4 separate regions of the Homo sapiens genome follow, and regions 1, 2 and 3 are each linked to region 4. A link is a loop called in an ENCODE intact Hi-C map of the cell type or tissue named here. Cell type or tissue: A673. All regions are shown on one strand. Region 1 overlaps PKHD1 (PKHD1 ciliary IPT domain containing fibrocystin/polyductin). Region 2 overlaps PKHD1 (PKHD1 ciliary IPT domain containing fibrocystin/polyductin). Region 3 has its middle 11 kb from the start of PKHD1. Region 4 has its middle 10 kb from the start of IL17F.

Region 1 (2,500 bases), 380 kb before region 4:
TGGGGGTTCACTTCAGGCCCTATTCATCTGATTTGCTCCCATGCCTGGAGATGTCACTCAAGGAGACAGGAGTGCAGCAAAGATGGGTGTCTGTTCCTTCTGGGACCTCTGACCTCGAGGGGCACCAACCTGATGCCAGTAGGATCGCTCCTGTATAGGGTGTCTGACAACCTCTGTTGGAGGATCTCACCCAGTTTGGTGGCATGAGGAGCAGGACCCGTTCAACAAAGCACTTTGTCCCTTGGTGGAGAGGGTGTGTTTCACTGGGGGGAAACCCACTCGTCTGGGCTGCCGGGATTCCTCAGAACTATCAGGAGGACAGGCCAAGTCTGCTGGTCCACGGAGACTGCAGCTACCCACTCCCCCTGGGGCTCAGACCCAGGGAGATATGAATTCTGTCCCGGAGCCTCTGGCTGGAGTTATTGGAGATCCTGCGGGGAAGCCCTGCCTGCCCACTGAGGAAGGATGGGTCAGAGTTAGGCCCAAAGAGGCACTCTGGCTGCAGACAGCCACAGCTGGTATGTTGGGCTGTGGGGACAAGTCTTGGGACAAAGCCATCCAGCCTCCCTGGCTCCAACAGGGAAAAAACGCAGCCTAGAGCTATAGAAATGGGTGCTGCCTTTCCCCCATCCACAGAGCTTAGCATGTTAGGCAGTTGCAAGTCCCAGTGCTGGCTGCTGCCTCTCCTGAGCTCCAAACTGGGAGCTCAAATGGCTTAGACAGCAGGCAGCTGCAGCCAGTGCTGGTCGCCCCTCCCCGCGGGAGTTTGGTAGGCTTAAGCAGATTCCAGCTGAGAGGCTGTAAGAATCTGCTTAGGGCTCTAGGCCCGGGTGGTGGTGTGGGTTCGCGAGTGGGATCTTCCGACCCATGGGTTGCACAATTCCGTGGAAAAAGCAGTTTCCCCGGCTGGGTAGCGGCTCACTCACCGCCTCCCTTGGCTGTGGGGAACGGAGTTCCTTTTCCCCGTGTGGCTCTCAGGTGGGCCACCGCACCACACTGCTCTTCCTTCTCTCCGTGGGTCACGCCAGCCTTCTAGTCAATTTTGATAAGAGAACCTGGATACCTTGGTTGCCGATGAAGGCTTCACATGCTTATTATGTTTTTGTTTTGTTTTTTCGATGGTAGCCTCCGAACGTCTCTGTTTCTAGTAAGCCATCTTGCCACACGGCCATTTCTATCTTCACTGCTCTTATTTGTCTCCCTTAACCCAATCCAGCCTGGGGACTCATACAGACTTCGATTGGCAAGTTAATCTTTGACCACAAGGTGGCAGTATGCAATGTATAAATGCTTTGGTAAGGCATTTTCTCTGGCTACAAACACTTCTCTCTAGGGTAAATTGGCTATTGACCAATAAGTTTTAAAGAAATGCAATGCTATAAGATGTGTAGAGGTTGTTTCTCATTGTATTAATAAATTTAAATTTTCAGGCGTAACCATTCTGCATTCACAATAACACATAAATAGATTCTAAAATTTTCAAGTTTAAAAAGCAACCAAATCTCATATTTAGCTTATATTCATCTGGCCAAAATACTATTGAAGTTTTCTTTATCTGCATCAGAATATGCCAAGACTTTCAATAACGAGATAACCTGCTCCTCTTTCAACCCATTATCTCAAACAAAGAAAGATAAGAACAAATGAGAATGCAGCATACCAACTAATGGATTCCTTGGGTTACCTGCAGAGATCTGTTGATCCAAAGGTTCTCAGATTGCAATGAGTAGGTCTCTTGGTCCAAGAGCAGAGCCATCCAGCCACGAGGGTTAGACAATGTATCACGTACATAATTGACAGTGGTTGTTTTATTTCTGCTGTCAGTCATGGTTAAATCATAAGAAACTTCAGGAGTATTCGCTCTAAGGTGATTTTAAAAGGAAAAAAAATGGGTTGAGAGATTATTTGCTCATTCTGAATCCAATACATTCCTCTTTCATCAATTGCAATCATCTTTCCATTCTCTCCACATATGTCTTAGGCCCTCTTTAGTTGTATGTCTAGGGAGGTTTTAGCAGTCACTGTGTGAGTGAAAACAACCCAGTGGGAAGTTGCCATTGGATCATTTGCAAATTACAATGTCCTGGTGAACTGGAGGTGGTGACTCTCAGGTTTTTTATTTTGTTTGTTTTTTGTTTTTCTCCTTGAGACGGAGTTTCGCTCTTGTTGCCCATGCTGGAGTGCAATGCGCAGTCTCAGCTCACTGCAACCTCCACCACTAATAAATGTCACATTAATGATTTTGTATGAACCAAGACTATATACTATGATTTTAACAAAGAAATGTCTATGGCCAGAATTTTGCCTTGGACCAGATTTATCAACAGCAAAAAACATTATTATTGGTAATTGGATATTCACATGAGGAACAATTGACAGAGGCCTGGGACCTGACATGCCTAGGTGCTGAGACTCTCAGAAGTCCTGCTCAAAATGCCCAGCAGGAGTGGCTTCAGCATCCTTCTCTAGAATGATGAGGTAACCTGCTCCTCTCCTGCAG
Region 2 (2,500 bases), 170 kb before region 4:
ACTGGCATTAGGGACAATCTGCCACCTGTACCCTGGGGTGGCTTCAGTCAGTTCCAGTCCCTCAACAGCATCTCCAACTTCAAAAAGAAGCCCTCGATTGCCTGTAAGACATGTAGATCGCATAAACATTACAGGGCGCACCTTCCCAAATTGGGGAATTACTTTATTTTAAATTACAAGGTGAAAGATGACCCAGATGCTACCTGTAAAGGTAAGTCAACCTAGAGCCAGATAGAGTAGTTATATGAAAGGTTCTGTAGTTAATATGAAATACAAATGTTCCGGAAAGTAATAAACATTCCATGGGTTAGGAGTTAGCCTTTTTTAGCAAGAGTTCCTAGAAAAGAGAATCAAGTCCTGGAGAAAATGTGAATTGAATGAGCAAACAGAAGCTGAGGCTGAGTAAAAGGAGGACAATGTGACTGTGTGCTGGTGACGTGGCTTGGCTTTGTGCTTCCCAAAGCCAGAAGTGGGCTTCAGTATCTTTTAAGTCCCAGTTCTGCTGTGAAATTCAATTCTCTAAAGTCTTTTTTCCCCATAACATTGGCAATCCTTAAGTTTCTCAAGTGTCATGGCCTCAATTTGTGGACCTGCACACAGAGCCAAATATGTGGCATGCTGCTATTATGTGACATTTTAAATGATATTGTATTAATTTATATTTTGTGTTAAGCAAACCCTGAGGCCAAAGGCACAGGTGCAATCAATATTGAATGCTAACTTGGGCTGAAGGCAAAACTCTGGAATCCCAGCTAGACGTGTAGCTTTGAGCAAATTCCTTGATGTCCTTGCATCTTCATTTTCTCATGCATCAAAATGGGACCAATAATAAAATAGCAATAATACACTAGGACCAAGGGAAAATATATACTCAAAGAGCCTGGAATACAGTAAGTGCTCAATAAAGGTAATTATGGTAATTATTATTTTAAACTAATACTGTTGTTCCTCAACAACTCCTAAAAGGGAGAGGTGGATAAGGAATAAACAGAAAAGTAAGAGCATATTTTGAAAATATTACTTTAAACCAGGGTTTCTCCACCCCAGCACTATTGATATTTTAGGCTGGGTAACTGTTGTGAGGGGGTGTCCTATGCATTGCACAATGTCTAGCAGCCTTCCCAGCCTCAGCCCACTAGATGTCAGTATCATCACCACCACCACCACTTCCGGTCTAACAGCCAAACATGTTTCTACACATTGCTACGTGTCCCCCGAGGGGCAACATTGCCCCTGGTTGAGAACAATTGGTTTCCATAGTAATTCGCCCAGCTTCTGTGGAAGAAACTTCAAAAGCCCTTCATAAAGGACAACACTAACTGTCAAACCAGCTGCATTCAGGAAATTATCCTACCACTACCCAAGTAGCTAAAGCAGGAAATACTGAAAAAGGGAGCAGACTCTCTATTTCCTGACAGGAAACACACATTATCTTGATTACTTGTTTCAGTAGTTTTGTTTCCTTGGATGGAAGCTTTCCCTGAGTAAAAACTGCAGATCTGGGAGCTGGAGAATTCTCAAGCCAAAACTTTGCATGCATTTTCACACCTGAATGCCCTTTCTTTAGAAAGGTTTCTTCCCCTGCTGGGCAACTTTCCTTGTAGGTGCTGTGCCTCTAGAGTTGACTCTCGCTGCCTGTAGTTTAACCATTAAGTCAGGCCCTTGGGCACAGATGTGCAGCCTGTGGTTCTTGGCTGAGTAACATACCAACTGCCCTTCATCCCTGACTACACTTGAGCCTTCAGTTCTAATGCTCAGCAGAAAAGTGCTCCAGTATTGTGCTCTTAATTTGCTGCTGTAGGGTGGATGCTTTAAACAGAGAAGGACAGCTGGAAGCTCCCTTGCCTCCTCCATTTCTGCCCACTTCAGGCATAACCTGGTGGCAACATCACAATATATCCCTGTTTCTCAAAGCAGCAGACAGATGCCCACAAGAGAGAAAAATTCATATTTAAATGCATCCCATTGTGCCCTACTCTCCGACCTTGTCTAATGCTGTTGTTTTGAGCATAGCAGAGCACACTCTAACGCTCCTGTCTTCTTAGCCAGTGGACGTGCAACTGACCCATTGAATGAAGGCGGGCAGTTTGGGGGTTTCTTCCAGTAGCTATAACAATATCTTGAGGGCAGTTATGCTTTCTAGACCATGGTCTCTTCTGGACGCCACTGGCCATACAGCTGGCTGGAGCTAGAAGTGCAATGTCACTAAGCACCTGAATAAAGCTAAGAGCCTTCCTGAAAGGAGAGCCTTGACAATGGTATCATGGACCCAGGGCTCACTGAGTAAGCCAGTCAAATAGATGAGAAAGAATTCAAACACTTTTATTTCTACTCGCCAGCCCATCATGATTAAAGATATTCAGAGTTTATTGAACAGCCCTGGTGGCTTCCTTACCTGGCTGAGGGGTGGTGAGCCTCACATCTTTTCCTGGAGCCCGAGTGGTGCACTCAATCTTCCTGGGAGACACGTGTCTAATATCACATGGAATGCCTAAAGCGA
Region 3 (2,500 bases), 140 kb before region 4:
TGAATTTCCTATTCTTCTGCAGGCTCATCCCATGGCGCTGTGGCCCAGCTATACCCTCATATTCTCTGCAGCATCAGAATCCTCCCCAGGAAATTCCCCTTTTACATGTCTGGGACTGAGCCAACTTCCTCCTTCCTTTTTCTCAAATTTTCTCTGTCTCCTTTCTTGATGGAGACACAAAACTCAGGCAATTACATTCCCTACGGTTTAATGTCATATTTCCGATTAAATTGAGACCCTAAGATAATGAGTACATAGACCCAAATTTGTAGGGAAAATACATCGGTTCCACCAGAAGTTCTAAGCTATGTGTAAAATATTTACTTTAGACAAAGTTTATTTTTAAGTTTCTTTAGACAAGTTTTCTTTCCCTTGTCTACTACTAAGTAAAACTACTCAAAAGTAATTTATCATTATTGCCTCTGTCCTAAGTCCTTTTTGCTCATTAACTTATTTTGAGAACAATGATTCCTCTTATCCAGAAGTCAAACAGTGGTGACCTCCATCCTGAAAAGTCCTGAAAACCTGATGAAAAGTCTTGAAAACCAACAAGGCCACTGGGCAGCACAGGTGCAAATAGCTTACAAAGCCCTAGTGGGTGGCATTGAAATACAGGTAGTTCCTCGCTACGACAAGTAGAGCAACTGGCTACTCTTAACATGCCGTGGTCTGGGGCTCCAGCGCCATACACTGCAACTGCCCTGAGGTCATCACTGGTTTACAACACTCAACATAAATAGTTCATAGTGGTGACATAGAGTCATCAGAAAACTACAAAATTAAGGCCAGGCGCAGTGGCTTACACCTGTAATCCCAGCACTTTGGGAGGCTGAGGCAGGTGGATTGCTTGAGCTCAGGCATTCGAGACCAGCCTAGCCAACATGGCAAAACCCTGTATCTACTAAAAATACAAAAAATTAGCCAGGCATGGTGCTGTGCACGTATAATCCCAGCAACTCAGGAACTGAGGCGGGAGAATCACTTGAATCCGGGAGGAGGAGGCTGCAGTGAGCCGAGATTGTACCACTGTACTCCAGCCTGGGCGACAGAGTGAGACCCTGTCTCAAAAAAATAATAATAAAATAAAATAAAAAGAAAGCTATGAAATCAAGTTCACATTTAACTATAAGGTGACCAGCTGTCCCAGTCTGCCTGAGCCTGGGAGCTTTCCCAAGACCTAGAACTTTTAGTGCTAAAAGAGGGAAAGTCTCAGATGGTTAATCACCCTGCATCTGAGAAAGCAGGGAAATAAGTTCAATACACTTTAGACAGATCTTATTCCAGAAAAATTAAACATTTTCTAAAACACTTGGCACTCAAAGCTGGTAGACCTCTGTTGCTCACAAAATTCATTGAAGTGGAGTAACTCAATCTCTGCCATGTCAGATAAAATAGATGTTGCAATATCCAGTGTTTTCCAGACCACAGAAACATTTTCTTTGAATTCGGTGCCTCTGTGAGAGATGTGGGCAAAACAACATATGTCAGTTTCTGAATTGCAATACAACTCCTTCTCCCAGGGTTCAGCAGAATTTAAAATAAATCATACCAGCAGGGAGCAGCAGCACAAAAGCAATTAATTTTTTTCTAGTTTGATACCATCTTACTATCTGAGGTCCAGGAGCCCCACTGAGATTTCTGAAGTGCATCTCACACTTAGTTTTAAAATTATGAGTGACATTGAAGTCATACATTTCTGCAGCTCAGTGGAATGCTTGCTTTAGGAGCAGAATTTTATGATCCTGTCAAATTTTTTTATCTTAAAGAAGACTGTTTAAAAAATGGAAGAAACATTTGCCCCTTCTCTGGCAAATGTTGCACAGCTGACAAAACAGCATCGAGTCCAATACCTGATATGAGGGACATATAAACAATGAAATCAAGTGGACTCCAAAAATCTAGAGGTAAGACTGCCTTCACACCTAAATGATGAAAACAACAAGTAATGGATCAAATTGCTTAGTAAGACTTAAAGCTGTCCATATAGTGTAGAAAACCTTTCAAACAGACTGTTTGTGAAGATGAGGAGTATAGCGGTTTTAATTAAACGGTCACAAATTATTTGTCAATTATCTCATTGAAAGGTGGGATCTGTATCTCCCTCCTCCTGAATCTGGATGGACTTGAGACTCACTGAAAGCCAATAGAGGCCAGATGCAGTGGCTCACACCTGGAATCCCAATACTTTGGGAGGCTGAGGCAGCCAGATTGCTTGAGCCAGGAGTTTGAGACCAGCCTGGGCAACATAATGAAACCCCTTATCTACCAAAAATACAACTAGCTGGGCATGGTGGTGCACGCCTGTAGTCCCAGCTACTCAGGAGGCTGAGGAGGGAGGATCCCATGAGCCTGGGAGGTGGAGGTTGCAGTGAACTAAGATTGTTCCATTGCACTCCAGCCTGGGCGACAGAGTGAGACCCTGCCTTAAAAAAAAAAAAAAATTAATAGAAAGCAGCAGCCCCGCATTTGGCTACTGAGACTGAAACCTAAGGACAAAAGA
Region 4 (2,500 bases):
CATTTTTTATCTTAGTTTTGAAATATGTTCTTCTTCACTACTGAACAAAATTCTCAAAATCAGTACCCACTGAACTGGCAGGGAGCCAGAAATAGGTCACAATTTTTAAAGCACACAGTTATCTAGCTGAACGTGTATCACTCCTAAAACTAATTGAGCTAAAAATATTTTTCTTCCAATTTATACCAGCGGAGTGGGATACGATAGACATCTGGGTCCAGGGGGAATTTTTTAATGAATTGAATCTACAGCTTTCTTAACTTTTCACAGATGGAAAATTGATTTATACACAGGATCTATATACTAATATATACCTGCACTATATATACTATACTATATTATTATATGTATAGAAATTAAATAAAGAAAGCAAATTTGAAAACCATGAGGAACAATATAACTGTGTTTTTTTTTCTTTTATGAATGCCTAATCTGCCAGCAAACTGTGGTATCTAGACATAAAAATGGGTTCTGAGTTTCTTTGGGCCAAGCAAAATGGGAAACCTAAGTCCTCCTGTGCCTCTTGAAATAATGACTACCAGTTACCAAGCCTACTATTACCTGGTTACTGTATTAAGTAATTTACCTTTTTTTAATTTCGATTGCTTTACACAGAGCTCTTTAAAATAGATATTATATTGCATTTAACGTATGAAGAAGCTGAATCTCAGAAGGACAAAATTGACTAAATTCATACAAGCAGAAAATGGTAGAACCAGGATTCAAAGCCAAAAGCTGTCTACATATTAAATGCATATTTTCTACCTCTCCTTTTAGGGAAGGGAGTGGGGGAAGAAAAATCAACTTACTATTTTTCTCACTGTAACTTACAAGTAAAATTTATCACACAGAGCTTTATATATATAGGTGACTTTTATCCAAATTTGGGGAGGTAGGGAACGGGAAAGGAAGAGAGAAACAGAGACAGAGAAAGAATATGTTGGTTTTTTTCCCCTTAGCCAAGCATTCATCAAAAAGAACTGGATGTTGAAAGAAAAGACTATATGCTTTCAAGTTTCCACGTGGAAAGAAAGGTTTCTCTCTCCACACATGATGAAGCAACGTTGTATTTGAACACCTAAACTGCTCAACTTCAGCCACTTCTCCTACAGGAAAAACAAAGGCTCTCCCAGAAAGCTGAGCGCAGAGCAAAAGAACACAGCCTACGCACTCTGCCTCAGCAGTGGCTTCCAGTCACCAAATAAAACAAATTACCCATAAAACAGTCATTTCTTTCCTTTCAACGTATACTGAGGAATCTGGGAACAACTGGACACAGTTCGCCACCTTGTGAGCAGGAGAAGACGTGCAGTTTCCTGAAGGACAGCCAACCCTCAGTGCAGAAGCCACAGAGAGAAGCTTTGTGACTCAGGGCCCCAGGCTCCAGAGCACCACATACGATGTCTTTGGAGATGTGCGGTGCGGGGTTATTTCTGCACTCTCTCCCAGGGCCAGCCTGAGGCCACATAAATAACTGAAATGGGTCTTTATTGCACACACTACAGCATTGCTGCAAAACCCTTATCAAAGTCATGAACTTGGAGTCAACGAACCTGTTTCTGCTACTAACTACCAAGTGACCTTGAGCAAGTCGCCTAATTCCTGTGGGCCACATTTGCAAATGAGAAAGATTGACCAGGTGATCTACAGGGGCTCATCCAGCTCTAAAAATGTGAGTGTGCTGTCGGAGTGAAATTGCTTTCTCTCCGATCTTCTCACTGGCCTTCAGATTTCTGATCTCTTTTGCACTCTATCACCAAAGTTATCTTGTGAAATATAGCGATACTCCTGTTGTTCCTGTAACGGAGCTTACAAAACCATCCATGAGTGGCCCATTTGCCCACTGTTCTTTGTCTACTACCAAGTGAATTCATTCATTTATTCATTAAAGAAATATTTGTTATGTGTTCCCCACCGCGTCCCCATGTCCACACTATCCTGAGCAAATAGAACTACTTTCAGTCCCCCAGCATACCAGGTTTTTTTGTATCTCTTGCCTTTGCTCATGCTGTTACATTTGCTTGGAATGCCTTTCCCACATCTTCCTCCAAATCAATTCATATTCGTCTCAGTGCAAAAGTCATCTTGTTTCTGAAACTTTCCAGGAATTTCCTATATCTTCCTAACATTTCATACCTTGATTACAGTATTTGGCACACTGCCTTGAAAGTACATGTGTACATGTGTAATGAAATGTGAAATAATGTCTTTCTTTTTTTGAGGCAAAGTCTTACTGTCACCGAGGCTGGAGTGCAATGATGAGATCATAGCTCACTGCAGCCTCCAACTTCTAGTTCAAGCGATCCTCCCATCTCAGTCTCCCAAGTAGCTAGGACTACAGGTGTGTGCCACCATGCCTGGCTAATTGTGTGTGTGTGCGTGTGTGTGTGTGTAAAGAGAGAGAGAGATGGGATCTGTGTTGATTAGACTGCTCTTGAACTCCTGGTCTCAAGCAATCCTCCCTCCTTGGCCTCCCAAAGTGTTGGGATTACAGGCATGA

What was found. Peaks named below come from ENCODE experiments on the same cell type or tissue, not always from the same donor. Only the 100,000 strongest peaks of a DNase experiment are listed, where the experiment ranks them.
Region 1: a loop joins it to region 4, with 3 times the contacts of the local background. A loop is called at or near these places in 2 of 110 quality-filtered maps.
Region 2: a loop joins it to region 4, with 7 times the contacts of the local background. A loop is called at or near these places in 11 of 110 quality-filtered maps.
Region 3: it touches region 4 in a loop (7-fold over the local background); 22 of 110 quality-filtered maps call a loop at or near these places.

What each region holds. Positions count from the first base shown.
Region 1 is chr6:51,854,209-51,856,708 of GRCh38, forward strand. It overlaps PKHD1 (PKHD1 ciliary IPT domain containing fibrocystin/polyductin), which reads right to left. Exons shown (of 67, transcript NM_138694.4): 49 at 1,685-1,862. Among named protein-coding and RNA genes, the nearest start is that of PKHD1, 230 kb to the right of the region's middle. RefSeq lists enhancers at 285-809, 810-1,333. In A673, CTCF peaks have their summits at 1,255 (motif pointing right) and 1,461; DNase peaks (open chromatin) are centred at 763 and 1,243.
Region 2 is chr6:52,062,560-52,065,059 of GRCh38, forward strand. PKHD1 (PKHD1 ciliary IPT domain containing fibrocystin/polyductin) reads right to left here. Exons shown (of 67, transcript NM_138694.4): 13 at 2,396-2,491; 14 at 1-101. Among named protein-coding and RNA genes, the nearest start is that of PKHD1, 24 kb to the right of the region's middle. In A673, a CTCF peak has its summit at 1,139 (motif pointing right); a DNase peak (open chromatin) is centred at 1,252; H3K27ac peaks cover 2,500 bases.
Region 3 is chr6:52,097,467-52,099,966 of GRCh38, forward strand. No RefSeq gene overlaps it. Among named protein-coding and RNA genes, the nearest start is that of PKHD1, 11 kb to the left of the region's middle. RefSeq lists an enhancer at 1-123. In A673, a CTCF peak has its summit at 1,554 (motif pointing right); a DNase peak (open chromatin) is centred at 1,535; H3K27ac peaks cover 386 bases.
Region 4 is chr6:52,233,106-52,235,605 of GRCh38, forward strand. No RefSeq gene overlaps it. Among named protein-coding and RNA genes, the nearest start is that of IL17F, 10 kb to the right of the region's middle. RefSeq lists an enhancer at 1,100-1,159. In A673, a CTCF peak has its summit at 1,291 (motif pointing left); a DNase peak (open chromatin) is centred at 1,266; H3K27ac peaks cover 765 bases.